Linked DNA regions of Homo sapiens: regions 1 and 3 are each linked to region 2. The links are chromatin contacts, found by Hi-C or POLR2A ChIA-PET in ENCODE. All regions are on one chromosome and are shown on one strand. Each heading gives the region's core, a stretch centred on a gene start or an enhancer-like site at or near the end of the contact. The rest is flanking DNA. Distances are from core to core; before and after follow the strand shown. Region 1 overlaps TESC-AS1 (TESC antisense RNA 1). Region 2 overlaps TESC (tescalcin). Region 3 overlaps FBXW8 (F-box and WD repeat domain containing 8).

The links. Hi-C counts contacts between places; a loop is a spot of excess contacts on that map. ChIA-PET counts read pairs that join two places held with the same protein, here RNA polymerase II (POLR2A). Pooled maps may share reads with other maps.
Region 1: a loop to region 2 is called in a pooled map, with 4 times the contacts of the local background. The contact joins two enhancer-like sites. A Hi-C loop is called at or near these places in 1 of 37 single-sample maps with no recorded cell type and 7 of 50 pooled maps. POLR2A ChIA-PET finds 5 or more read pairs at or near these places in 9 of 52 experiments (BJ, K562, OCI-LY7 and 5 more).
Region 3: a map of naive thymus-derived CD4-positive, alpha-beta T cell shows a loop between it and region 2 (2.0-fold over the local background). The contact joins two enhancer-like sites. A Hi-C loop is called at or near these places in 2 of 168 maps with a recorded cell type or tissue (naive thymus-derived CD4-positive, alpha-beta T cell and psoas muscle) and 8 of 50 pooled maps. POLR2A ChIA-PET finds 5 or more read pairs at or near these places in 3 of 52 experiments (B cell, H1 and activated T-cell).

What each region holds. Positions count from the first base shown.
Region 1 is chr12:117,122,506-117,126,387 of GRCh38, forward strand. The region is part of intron 2 of TESC-AS1 (TESC antisense RNA 1); the gene reads left to right. Among named protein-coding and RNA genes, the nearest start is that of TESC-AS1, 25 kb to the left of the region's middle. Within about 2 kb of position 2,246, at least 3 of the 41 ENCODE cell types and tissues checked have a DNase peak (open chromatin) inside an H3K27ac peak, as active enhancers do.
Region 2 is chr12:117,062,042-117,066,341 of GRCh38, forward strand. All of the region lies in intron 2 of TESC (tescalcin), which reads right to left. Among named protein-coding and RNA genes, the nearest start is that of TESC, 35 kb to the right of the region's middle. RefSeq lists enhancers at 372-1,148, 1,149-1,925. Within about 2 kb of position 1,335, at least 13 of the 41 ENCODE cell types and tissues checked have a DNase peak (open chromatin) inside an H3K27ac peak, as active enhancers do.
Region 3 is chr12:117,022,710-117,026,940 of GRCh38, forward strand. FBXW8 (F-box and WD repeat domain containing 8) reads left to right here. Exons shown (of 11, transcript NM_153348.3): 9 at 1,438-1,611. Among named protein-coding and RNA genes, the nearest start is that of TESC, 75 kb to the right of the region's middle. RefSeq lists enhancers at 1,416-2,615, 1,935-2,470, 2,471-3,006. Within about 2 kb of position 2,927, at least 12 of the 41 ENCODE cell types and tissues checked have a DNase peak (open chromatin) inside an H3K27ac peak, as active enhancers do.

The sequences.
Region 1 (3,882 bases), core at 996-3,495, 61 kb after region 2:
AAGGTTCTGAAAAGTGCTTAAGAAGAAATCAAATATATTAAATTCATTAGTATACTTAAAGTATTTAAGGGAATTTATTGAAGTGGCTTTAAAAAACCCTTTAAAAGGCTGGGCACGGTGGCTCATGCCTGGAATCCCAGCACTTTGGGAGGCCAAGGCGGGCGGATCACGAGGTCAGGAGATCGAGACCATCCTGGCTAACACGGTGAAACCCCGTCTCTACTAAAAATACAAAAAATTAGCCAGGTGTGGTGGCGGGCACCTGTAGTCCCAGCTACTCGGGAGGCTGAGGCAGGAGAATGGTGTGAACCCAGGAGGCGGAGCTTGCAGTGAGCCAAGATCACGCCACTGCATTCCAGCCTGGACGACAGAGTGAGACTCCATCTCAAAAATAAAATAAAAAATAAATAAATACATATTTTTAAAAAACTATAAAGTATCCCCTGAATAATCTTTCACAAAAGGCTTTGAGAGCTGAATGTGGTGGTGCTCACCTGTAGTCCCGGCTACTCCTGAAACTGAGGCAGGAGGATCATCTGAGCCCAGGAGGCCACCCTGGGCAACATAGTGTCCCTGTCATCAGATCCAGGGAATCCGGGCTTTGAGAATACCACCCTACGTGGAGGGGAAAGGGGCCTTGAAATCTCACTATAATTAGGGTTTACAATCTCACTATAATCTCATCAGCACTGTAGTTGGTTTTTTTAAATTTTTTTTTAAAAATGGAAAGCCATTAAGGCCACCAGTACCCCATGCTGACAAATCAAACCATTTGTATATAAAATACCTCATGACTGAGTGGTTCCCAGACTTGAGTGTGTCTCTCAGAAGCCCTTGGAGGACTTATTAAAATACATGTCACTGAGCTCCAGCACCGGAGCTTCTGATTCAGTGGGGCTGGGTTCAGAAATCTGCATTCCTGACGAGTTCTCAGGTGATTGCAGTTGGTCTAGGAAGAGACTTTGAGAAGCACTGTGCTAAACGCAGAGAGGTAGTGTGTTCCCACCATCATTCTCCGTTATCTGAGCTGCCTTTCTTTGGGCCTTGATTCCCCTATCTCTAACGTGAGAATAACATAGTAGCACTTACCCTGCGGGGCTGCTGGGAGGATGAGAGATATATATGTGAAGTGCCTGGCACGTGCTGGGCTCACTGTGTGTGGTAAATATGTGATATGGTTTGGCTGTGTCCCCACCAAAATCTCACCTTGAATTGCAATAATCCTTGTGTCGAGTGCAGGGCTGGGTGGAGATAATTGAATCATGAAGGCAGTTCCCCCACACTGCTCTCGTGATAGTGAATAAGTCTCATGAGATCTGATGGTTTTATAAATGGGAGTTCCCCTGCACAAGCTCTCTTTCCTGCTGCCATGTAAGACGTCCCTTTGCTCTTCCTTCATCTTCCACCATGATTGTGAGGCCTCCCTAGCCATATGGAACTGTGAGTCTATTAAACCTCTTTCCAAGTTACCCGGTCTCAGGTATGTCTTTATTAGCAGCATGAAACGGACTAATACAATATGACTCCATTACCGTTACATGCCCAACATGGCTACATAGCCTGGGTGTCTTTTATATGTTCCATGCACCTAGCATACTGCTATGCACTTGGTAGGAGCTCAAAAAATATGAATGTAGGTAGAGTGAGTTCCAGGCAAAGGAAACAGCCTGTGCAATGGCCCAGAGGCAGGAGGGTGTAGGGAAGTCAGGGAGCCTCTAACTTGTGGCAGAGGCAGAGTCTGTGTGCAGGAGGGTAATACACTGTGCTTAAAAGTTTGGACTTTGTTCTAAGGGCAACAGGAAGCCATCAAGCAAGGGAGTCATTCCAAGAGATACAGATTTTAGAAAAACCAGGTAGGAGGCAGGTGAACTTGCCAAGGCAAGAGACAGTGGTGGCTTGGACCAGGGTGGTGGCAGTGGGGAGGCACAGAGGTCCAGTGTGGTCCCTAGAGCAGGACAAGGTGATGGATGAACCTTGAAGGGTGAGAGAAGGGGTGAGCCCCAGGGCTCATTTTGATGAACGAGAAAGAGTTTTATCTGCATTCAGGAACTCAACGGACTCCCTTAGGGCATTTGCCAGAGTGTGAGGCCAAATAACTGATTTCCTTCCTAAGACCCTGCCAGTCTACTCAGTGAGTCAACCTCCTCCGGTGTTAGAAACAGCCACCAATGTAGAAATGGCAAGTTGCTCGCAACCTGGATGGTTCTAGGCCTACGTGGGCATAGCTGGTCCTGATCCATGGGCAGCAGGAGGAGAGTCCAGGTTTGGTCTACAAACAATAGCCCCAAGGCAGTATTTCTGAAGCCATGGCCCCTCTCCCAGCCTGCTGTGTTCTTGTGGATTGCTGGCACATTCCACCAAGGCAGTAAGGCATGGCCAAACACCTCATATCCCATCCTGAACCCCCACACCTCACTGGGCCACCAAGAGGCAGGGGCATTTTAATTTAAAATGAAAGGACAGCAGACCATCTCCAGGCAAACCAGTGGGCTCCAGACAGATACGAGGCTTCTGAAGCAGGGAGAGGGAAGTGAATCTTGAAAAGAATAGATCAAGGGGTTGGGAGGGGAGACACATCTCCCCCAGCCTTTGATCTGTGCAGCCCAGCAATGACAGAAGTAGTAACACAAGCTGGGAACACATTTTGCTTTCGTATGACTCACTCAAGAAAGGAAAATGGAAAATTACCACTCTCCTCTCTCTCTTTCCCAAATAGGAACAGGTGCTCTTCCTTGGTGGGGAAGAGCCTAGGTGTGCGACCTGCTGGCAGGATACCTGGGCCATCTCGTGCAGCCACTGGCTCCTTCCTCGCTCTCTTGGTGCTCCCTGTTCAACAGAGGCTTTTCCAGGCAGGGTGCAAACAGCCAGAGCTTAATGAGCTTTTAAGATTAGAGATGCTATTCGCCTGGGGTTGCTGTGCAGCCGAGACTGAGGGTGACTCATGCCGAATATATACTGCCTAGACAGTGACAATTCGCAGCATCTCTCACTACTAAACTACAAAATGTTGTTCCCTTGCTCTCCCTCACCCTGGGCCATCTGTTTGTCTCTATTACTGGTTACACAGTACTGTCAGGGGACTTCTGCCCCCTCCTACATGGCTCACTTCAGGGCTGCCACTCCACACATTACAAACCTACACATCTAAGACCCGGAACCAGCCCTTCTGTTCAGCAGCAACATGTCCACCCCCAGCTCCAAGCTGGGGAGCGAATTAAAGTGATTAACAAATGGTAAATGGTGCTCAACGATTTCAATGAGTAATTAAGAGAAAGAAATGGAAGACCCAGCTGCAGAGGAAATATTAGGTATTGATATATGACATTGTTATAAACTGTCACGACTGTCACCTGTCACGTCACCTGTCAGTCATGTCACATGTCACTGTCACCTGTTGTCTGTCACTGCCACCTGTTGCATGTCACCTATTACCTGAACCATCACCTGTTGTCACGTCACTGTCATGTCGCCTATCATGTCACATCACTCATCTGTCCTGACACCTGTCACCTGTCACATCACTAACGTCACGGGTCATTTGCATGTCCTTGGCATGCAACAAACATATCATGTCATTGGTATGTCACGTCATTGGCATGGCCATGTAGTAAGCACATCTTTAACATGTAAAAAGCAGGCCATCAGCATGCTTTTGCCATGGCTTCAACACATAAGCATGCCACATGTTCCTGACATGTAAGAGACATCCTTATTATGTAAGGGGTATGTCCTTAGCACGTGATGTACATGCCCTTAGCATGTACTGTGTATGTTCTTGCAACGTTCTGCCCTTGGCATGCAGTAAGCATGTCCTTAACATGTTTTAGGATGTCACCTGTCAAATGGCACTGTCACCTATCACATGTAATGTCACTGTCACGT
Region 2 (4,300 bases), core at 85-2,584:
TAATAACGGCAGCAGCAGTAACAGTAATCGCTGCAGCAGTATTAATAGTAGTAATAATAATAATGTAACAGCAGCTAACCTACGTACCCTCAAAATGGAAGGAACTATTCTAAGAGCTTTACATTATTACATAGGGTTCACAACAACCCTATAAAGTAGGTACTTATGCCCATTTTATTTTCTTAATTTTTTTTTTTTGAGACGGAGTCTCACTCTGCCGCCCAGGCTGGAGCACAGTGGCGTGATCTCTGCTCACTGCAACCTCCACCTCCTGGGTTCAAGTGATTCTTGTACCTCAGCCACCCGAGTAGCTGGGATTACAGGTACCTGCCACCATGCCCAGCTAATTTTTGTATTTTTAGTAGAGATGGGGTTTCACCATGTTGGCCAGGCTGGTCTCGAACTCGTGACCTCAGGTGATCTGCCCTCCTCAGCCTCCCAAAGTGCTGGGATTACAGGTGTGAGCCACTGCACCCGGCCTGTGCCCATTTTAAAGATGAGGAAACTGAGGCAGAGAGATGAAGCCACTTCTCATTGTTAAGAATGATACTGGCGGACCCAGGCAGTGGCATGGTGGTTGGTGCCTGGCCTTCAGGGACTTTCCCTAAAACCTGCCAATGTCCCTTTTCAACAAGGAGAGCACCGGCCTTGAGTCCAGCGCTTAGGACAGGCTAACCTTTTCATTTCATCAGTTTCATGCTCCATCAATACTCGTGTCAGTTTTGTTTTCCTTCCTCCCTAGGTCCCCGCCGGGCTGGATGAACCGGCTTTTCTAAAGGTGTCGCAGCCCAGGCTGCAGCCATGGGAACAGGCTCTGCCTCACCTCAGAGCCCAGGGCTGACGGCAGGTCACTGCCCTCAGCCAGAGCTGATTCTCATGGCCAGTGGTGTTGCCCCAGTGACCATCAGGGGTAGCGGGGATTGCCCAGGAGGGCTCCAGGGCCACACACCTTCCAGGCCTCCTGCGGGAGAGCTTGAGCCCTCGGGGCTTCAGAATGTCCCCCTGGAGTCATGAAGGGCTCGCGTGACATCAAGCTGTGCTAAGCACTGCAACACTTAATCACCCCCACATAATCATGAGTGGCAACAATGATGATCCTATTTTACAGACCAGAACACAAGGCCCAGAGAGGCAAAGAGACTAAGCCCCAGTCACACAGCTAGAGTTGGCGCGGGACTCCAGCTCTGCCTCCAGGCTGGCTCGAACCATCTTGCGCTTCCTCACTCTCACCACTTCCTTCCTTCCAGTTGCGCATTTTTACGTTAAAGAGAGAAAGAGCGAGGCATCTGCTCTCACCCAGCCCCCAGCCCTCAGCCCAAGAGGCCCCATCTGGGACCCAGGAAGAGGGCAGGACAAGCGTCAGGCCAACAAGAAGGGAAGGACCAGGCTCAAAAAACCACCGAGGACTGTGCTGGGCTCTTCCTCAAGCCTCGTGGTGTGGGTTGGTTTCCGGTGGCTTTCGGAGCCCAGCTCAGTTGCAAAGTTCTCTCTAGGGGTACTGAGCATGGAGCTCCCCAACCCCCACCAACCACCACAAGGCTAACCGACCTCCAAGGTGAGGGTGCAGCCAGGCCCCAGATTCTCAGGCCGGAACTTCCACCGCTCCAGGGCTCCCTGCACTGAGGGAGGCCACTTTGCCGGGCTGCCTGCCCAATGTCCCTCTGAGTTCCCCTTCCTGCACTGCCTGCCCAGTGCCCCTCTGATTCCCCTTCCTGCACTCACTGTTCAGCATGTGGTGTCCCCCACAGTGGGGAAGCTGAGGCCCCATGGAGACTCTTCAAGGCAGAGACTGCATGTCACTCAGCACATGTCTTCCCAGTAGCCAAGATACTCAAAGTGTGGTTTCTGGGCCAGCAGCATCTGCATCACCTGGAGCTTATTAGAGATGCACCATCTCTCCCTACTCCAGACCTACTGAATCAAAACCTGCATTAATACAGTAGTGCATTCATGGCTCACTGCAGCCTTGAACTCCTGGGCTCAAGTGATCCTCCCTCCTCAGCCTCCTGAGCAGCTGGGACTACAGGTGTGTACCACCACACCCAATTTATTTTTGGTAAAGACAGGGTCTCACTATATTTCCCAAGCTAGTCCTGAACGCCTGGGCTCAAGTGATCCTCCCGCCTTGGCCTCCCAAAGTGCTGGCATTACAGAACCTGCATTTTAACGCAGTCCCCAGGGCATTCACGTACACATGAATGCGTGAGAACTGCTGGCCTCTTAATCTCTCAATGTTTCAAAGCACCTGGAATTGTGCAAATGTGCTAGGCAATTCTCCTATCCACATTTTTGCACAGAAGATTCTGGCAAGAAAGGCCTGGTCCTTTTTGCTCCTGGCAAATGCCTCTTTGAAAAGCTGGACAACGTCGCCAAGACCACTCCCCCAGGCAAACACCTTCTCATCCCTGTCCCTGCCCCATGTCAGTCCCCCACTTTCCCCAACACCTGGAATTGACTTCTTACAGTGAAAGCAACTCAGCGACAAGCATTCGAGCCCCTTCAAGGAGCCAGGCACTGTTCTAGGTGCCAGCTGCAGAGGTAAAGACAGACACGATCCCTTACGGGGAATCTAGGAGAGCACAAAAAAGATGGGAAATAGAGTATCTCAGGGAGTGATGAGTACTTTGCAGAGAAATTCAGCAGAGAAAGGGAGGGGACCACAGGAGACCGGTACAAGTTTAAATGAGGTTGACCACAGAAAGGCCACAGGGAAAAAAGTGACATTTGAGCAGAGACCTGAAGGAGGGGAGGTTCTCCACTCCCATGTGTCCAGCTGGTGGGGAGGGTGCTACCAGCATCTAGTGGGTGGAGGCCAGGGATGCTGCTCAGCACCCCACAGTGCCCAGGACAACCCCCAGTGAAGAATCATCCAGCCCCAGAGCCCAGGCTCAAAAACCCTGCTCTAGGGGAAAAGCATTCTAAGAAGAAGGAACAGCATGAGCTAGAGCCCTGGGGTGGGGAACAAAGAATGTTCATGTAACTTGGGCAAAAATAATTGGAGATGGGTGTGGCAGGGGCCCAACCGTGCAGGGGCCAGAAGGACACTGAGAGGCCTCAGCGGAGGCTCTGACTCCCAATGGGTGAGACAGAACATCTTCAGCAGAGAAGAGACAGTCTCATAGGACCCTCCCACATGGTACCGTGAGCCTGGATGGTGGATGGACAGTGAAGACAGACACAGGGGAACCAGGGAGGAGGCTGTTGGGGTAGCCCAGGCCAGAGACCATGGCAGCTGGATGAGGGCAGGGGCTGGGGGAGCAGAGGAAGAAGGGGAGAGAAGTAGCAAATCCTGGGCTCCTTGGGAGGTAGAAATGGCAGTGTTTGCTGATGAACTGGAAGCAGGGCTGAGACAAAGGGAGGAATCAAAGGTGACCACTGCAGGGAACTGTGAGGCTGCCGTTCACCACAGAGGAACGGGGGACCTCTGGGAGGGATGAGGAGGTGCTTGCTTTGAAAGGGGCATGTTAAGCGGCATGTCTTATTGGATATTAAGTGGATGGGCAGTTGCTACATGAGTCAGGAGCTCAGGGGAGAGGTCCTGGGAGGACATACAGATGTAGGAGCTGGCCGGGCACAGTGGCTCACACCTATAATTTCAGCACTTTGGGAGGCTGAGGTGAGAGGACTCCTTGAGCCCAGGAGTTCAAGACCAGCCTTGGCAACATGGCAAGACCCCATCTCTACAAAAAATACAAAAATTAGCCGGGTATGGTGGTACATGCCTGTAAGTTCTGGGAGGCTGAGGCAGGAGGATCGCTTGAGCCTGGGTGGTTGAGGCTGCAGTGAGCTGAGATCGAACCACCACACTTCAGCTTGGGCAACAGAGCAAAACAACAACAAAAAAGTAGGAGCTAACATACAGCTGGTGTTTCAGGCCACATCTGTGCATTTTATTTCAAGGACAAAAGGAAACCCAAGTCATCACTAGGGCAAAGGCAAACCCTCTGTGATCTGCACCCAACTCTCCAATTCTCCTCATGTGCTGGGCCTTCTGCCTAGAGCTCCCCTCCCTCTTCTCTTCACACACCGGCTCCTTCTCTCCTGGTCTCAGCCCAGATGTGGCCTCCTCAGTGGCACCTTCCATGACCACCTACCCCAAGGACCCTCTCCTCCCTAGGGTTCCAGGGGATGGCTGTCTGCCCTGTTTCCTTCCTTTAGCTTTTTTTTTTTTTTTTTTTTTTTTGGGGCAGGGCTTCACTCTATCGCCCAGGCTGGAGTACAGTGGTGCGATTTTGGCTCACTGCAGCCTTCACCTCCTGGGTTCAACAGATGTTCTTGCCTCAGCCTTCTGAGTAGCTGG
Region 3 (4,231 bases), core at 1,677-4,176, 38 kb before region 2:
TGTTTTTCCAGGTCTGACCGAACACTGAGTAAACTGCCCCTTCGTTGTTTTAAGTGCTCTCAGTGAATGCTTTTGCCTTGAACTACTCTGCCTTTTCTAGCATTAAAATTGCAACATCTTTTCATCCTCCTTTACAGATGTGTTTTTCATGCATAGCATATATTTTTACTTTGTGATCCATGGGCAGCTCTTCTTGTTAATAGGAAGGTTTGTCCTGTGTGCCTCCATGGACCCAGCAGACACACCAGGTCCCACTTAAGCCATCTGTCTTCTTGTTCTGGTATTTTGCTATGCCACTTTCTTTCAGAGAGTATCCACAGGTAGTTCACTTTGAGTCCTTTTCTGTTAAAGAAAAAGAAGTCTTTCTTTATTATGCCTTCACACTTGGTAGCTAAGCTAGGTATAGAATTGTTGGTTCAAAATAATTTTCCCTCAGAACTTGGAAAATTGACGTGTGTGCGCATGCTTGCATAACTAGAGTCAGGGCACGGGACATGTTTCAGAGAATCCTGTCGCTCCACAGCTTTTGGGTCAGACGTGCGTTTTTAATCTTACATCCTTGTGCTTGTCCTGTTCCTTGCTAGATGCTGGGGTCTTTCTTTTCAGGGCAGGGACTGTCTTTTCCTTTTCGACTTGCATCACAGGGTCTCTTAAGCTCATCTTTACATTTATTAAATGTAATGAATTTGATTTACTTTTAGCCTTTGGCTTATTGTAGAAACCAAGTAGGGTGGTGTTTGTAGTGGATACGAGATTTCTGTCCCATTATCTAATTTATCCTCGTGAAAAATTCCACATACATAAAAAGTAGTTTTTAAAGAGGTTCTTAAAGAAATGGGGATTATTATAAGGCAAGTAATTATTTCAATAAGTGACTGCCCAGGGTACACACACCCTTATCCCCGCTCTGCTGTGCTTATCAAGGATAAAGGCTTTCCCTTTCTCAGTTCCAGCAAGACAGCAATGAACTTACAAAGTCAAGTGAAATACCCAAAAAGTGTTCTTTTCCTAACCGGGTCCTCACCCGGTTAGGATCTGGGGTGTCTGGCTTTGTAGCTCTTGCCTTTAACAGGTTATTTTACCAACAGCAAAATTACTGTGCTGGGCAGTACACCTACTGCTGGGACAGGCGTCTCAGGCCAACCTGCGCATGCAGTCATGCAGGTGGCTTTTCCCTGTTAAGCAGGTAAAGTGGGCAGCCACTGTCCTTGGCCTGCGTCTTTCTTGCTCCATGTGCTTTTAAACCATTCAGATGAGACCGTGTGGGTCCTCCCTGACAGTCTGTGCTTGATGTCCTTATTATCGATGTTTGTTTGCAGCTGAGGAGTTTTTCATAGCAGTGTTGTGCATAGACCAGCACCGTGGAGGGGGAGTTTGTCATTTGAAGCTTTGACTCTAACCCCATTTCCCTTCTCTGCTCTTCCTGGGCCTGTCCAGGGTGAGGATCCACGACCTCCGCAGTGGTAACATCGCCCTGTCGCTCTCCGCCCATCAGCTCAGGGTCTCTGCTGTGCAGATGGATGACTGGAAGATCGTCAGTGGAGGCGAGGAAGGCCTGGTGTCCGTGTGGGATTATCGGATGAACCAGAAGCTGTGGGAGGTGTATTCCGGGTAAGGTGCATTCTAGACACTCTTGGGAGTTCCTAGTAGGAACAGGGAAGGCAGCACTAATCAGCCTGCACCAGGCACGGTGCTAAATGCCCCCTACCCCCCGGCTTCGCCAGGTGAATCCTTACTGTGACCCTAGGAGCCAGCTGCTGTCCCAGCACCGCTCTGCAGAGGAGGAAACAGGCTTGGAAATGGCGCTGGTCAGTGGGGATGCAGTTCCTGTCTCTGACATCATTCAGATCGCCACAATTCCTACATTAGCCAGGCCCAGCTTTCTCTAAGAATGAAACTACTTTTTTGCAAGTGCTATTCTGATTATTTTAGGATTTCTCCATCTTAATAAACAGAAAAGGGAACTCAAAAACATAGGAAGCTCGCTGGGCTAGACCAGGATGTGACACCCCACCTGCCCACAGGTGGAAGGCAGGGCTGGCCCAGCTGCTGTCCTCCACTCGAGTCCGTCATGTGTAACCATGGTTCTGCCCGTTGCTTAGACTTTCCTCATGCTGTTTACAGAGAAGAGCACTTAGGACTGAAGGGGTTCAGGCTCCAACGAAGGAGGAATTTGTCATTTCCACCTTTAACACCACTATTCAAAATATAAATAAATACTATCCTAAGCACAGGCTGATGGCGTCACAGAGGTAGGTAGGTTTACGCCAGTGGCACCTAACTGGTTAAGACATTTCCAGTGAGCCTGCTTCTGACCTTCAAAGCAGCAGCCCAGCCCAGGGCTGGCTCATCAGAGCTGACTTGAGCCCACCTGCCACCACCTCTACCTGGCCCTGCAGGCCTCGAACAGGAGACCCTGCGTTTGAGACAGGTGGGGAGAAAGGCAGCCGGCCCTCTCGCTTGCTGCCCTCAGCACCACTGTGAAGAGACATTCGGCCAGACACGTGGCTCACCTGTAATCCCAGCTACTCAGGAGACTGAGGAGCTCTCAAGGCCAGGGGTTTGAGGCTGCAGTGACTGTGTCACTGTACTCCAGCCTGGGTGACAGAATGAAACCCCATCTCTACAAAACCGAGATGATTCTGGGCCAGTGGCCTCTGAGCATGACAACATAGAAGAGCAGAAACAGGGCAAGGCCCTCCCACAGGAACTAAGATTTGTTCCCCACTTACCGCAAATCAAGGTAAACCGACCTCTGAGAACACAACCTCTGAGCAGCGACATGGTCTTTATGGAAGTGCAAGGTCAGCAATTTGACAGGTGTCTCCAAGAGGCGGCAGGGTTACATGCAGAATGGGCTTCTTCCTTGGAGGGCAGTGTTGGCAAACACTGTGGCCGGCACATTTTATCAGACAGAGCCCTGGGTACTGCCTGGCCCGCCCCCTCGCTGTGGCTGTGCCTGTTGAGGGCGCCTCGGCCCTTTTTCTGAATGGTGATGCACTGAATTGCCACCAGGTGGTGCCAAACGGCAACTAAAACTCCCGCACTGAAATTCCCGGAAGCATTGCCTTTGAGGAAAACCCTGGATCAGCCATCCAGGTCCTCAGGGATGGCTGCCAGCCCCCAACTCCAGTAGATCTCATTTTTCTCTCAGCAAAGCTTCACTCCCTGGGACAGGCCACTGAGATGAAGCCTAGCTAAGGAAGGCCTTCCCCAGAGGTGTGGCCCTGTCCCAGCACTGCCTCTGTCCCTGTGCGGTCCAGGCTTGTCCCCCACGTGGTCACTGTTTTCACCAGCACAAGGCTGACAGACACATGGTCTCCTGCCCAGAACTCACTGACTTGCTCAAGGCCTCACCTGCAGTGCCTGCTGCCAGGCCCCAGTCTGGCTGTTGTTTGGTCACTGTCATGTACCTCCCGCTGTCCGCTTCAGTCTCTTCAGCCCAGGTCCTCGCCTGCCTGACAGGGTGCCGTCAGTCCTCCAGGCTGCAGGCCTCCACCAAGCCTGCCCTCCCTCCCCGGGTCTTTCTCATCCTCCAGGTCCCATGCCAGGTCCACCAACACTTTCCTTCAGTCCTCCAGGCTGCAGGCCTCCACCAAGCCTGCCCTCCCTCCCCGGGTCTTTCTCATCCTCCAGGTCCCATGCCAGGTCCACCAACACTTTCCTTCAGTCCTCCAGGCTGCAGGCCTCCACCAAGCCTGCCCTCCCTTCCCGGGTCTTTCTCATCCTCCAGGTCCCATGCCAGGTCCACCAACACTTTCCTTCTGTGGGTGTCCCAACCCCAGGGAGGCAGGGACTGCTTCCCAGCTTCCCTCACTTCCAAGAATCCTTTGCTTTAGTCAAGGAGAGCAGCCCTGGCCCAGCCCACACAGGCCTCGTCCCCTCCTGTGCACCCCTCCCAGCCCACAGCACCTCCTGCTCCTCCCAGCACTTAACTCTGGGTCACACATTCTTTGTAGCTTGTAACATCGCTCGTGCTACAGAAACAATGGTCATGTTTTCTGGGACTGCATCTTACCTTCTTCACTAGCTAGGGCTCTCCCTGGGCCAGGCATCCACCTGGATGAGACATCTTTTTAATCCAGTGTCTCCTAGCTCAGTGCCGTGACCACAGCCGGTACTGCATGAAAGTTTCAGAATGAACGCAAACCTCTGTTCAAGAGACTTGGAACCATTTTGTTCCAAGATTTTCCGAACGTGCTTTCACCACCCAGGGTACGTGTGTCATTGC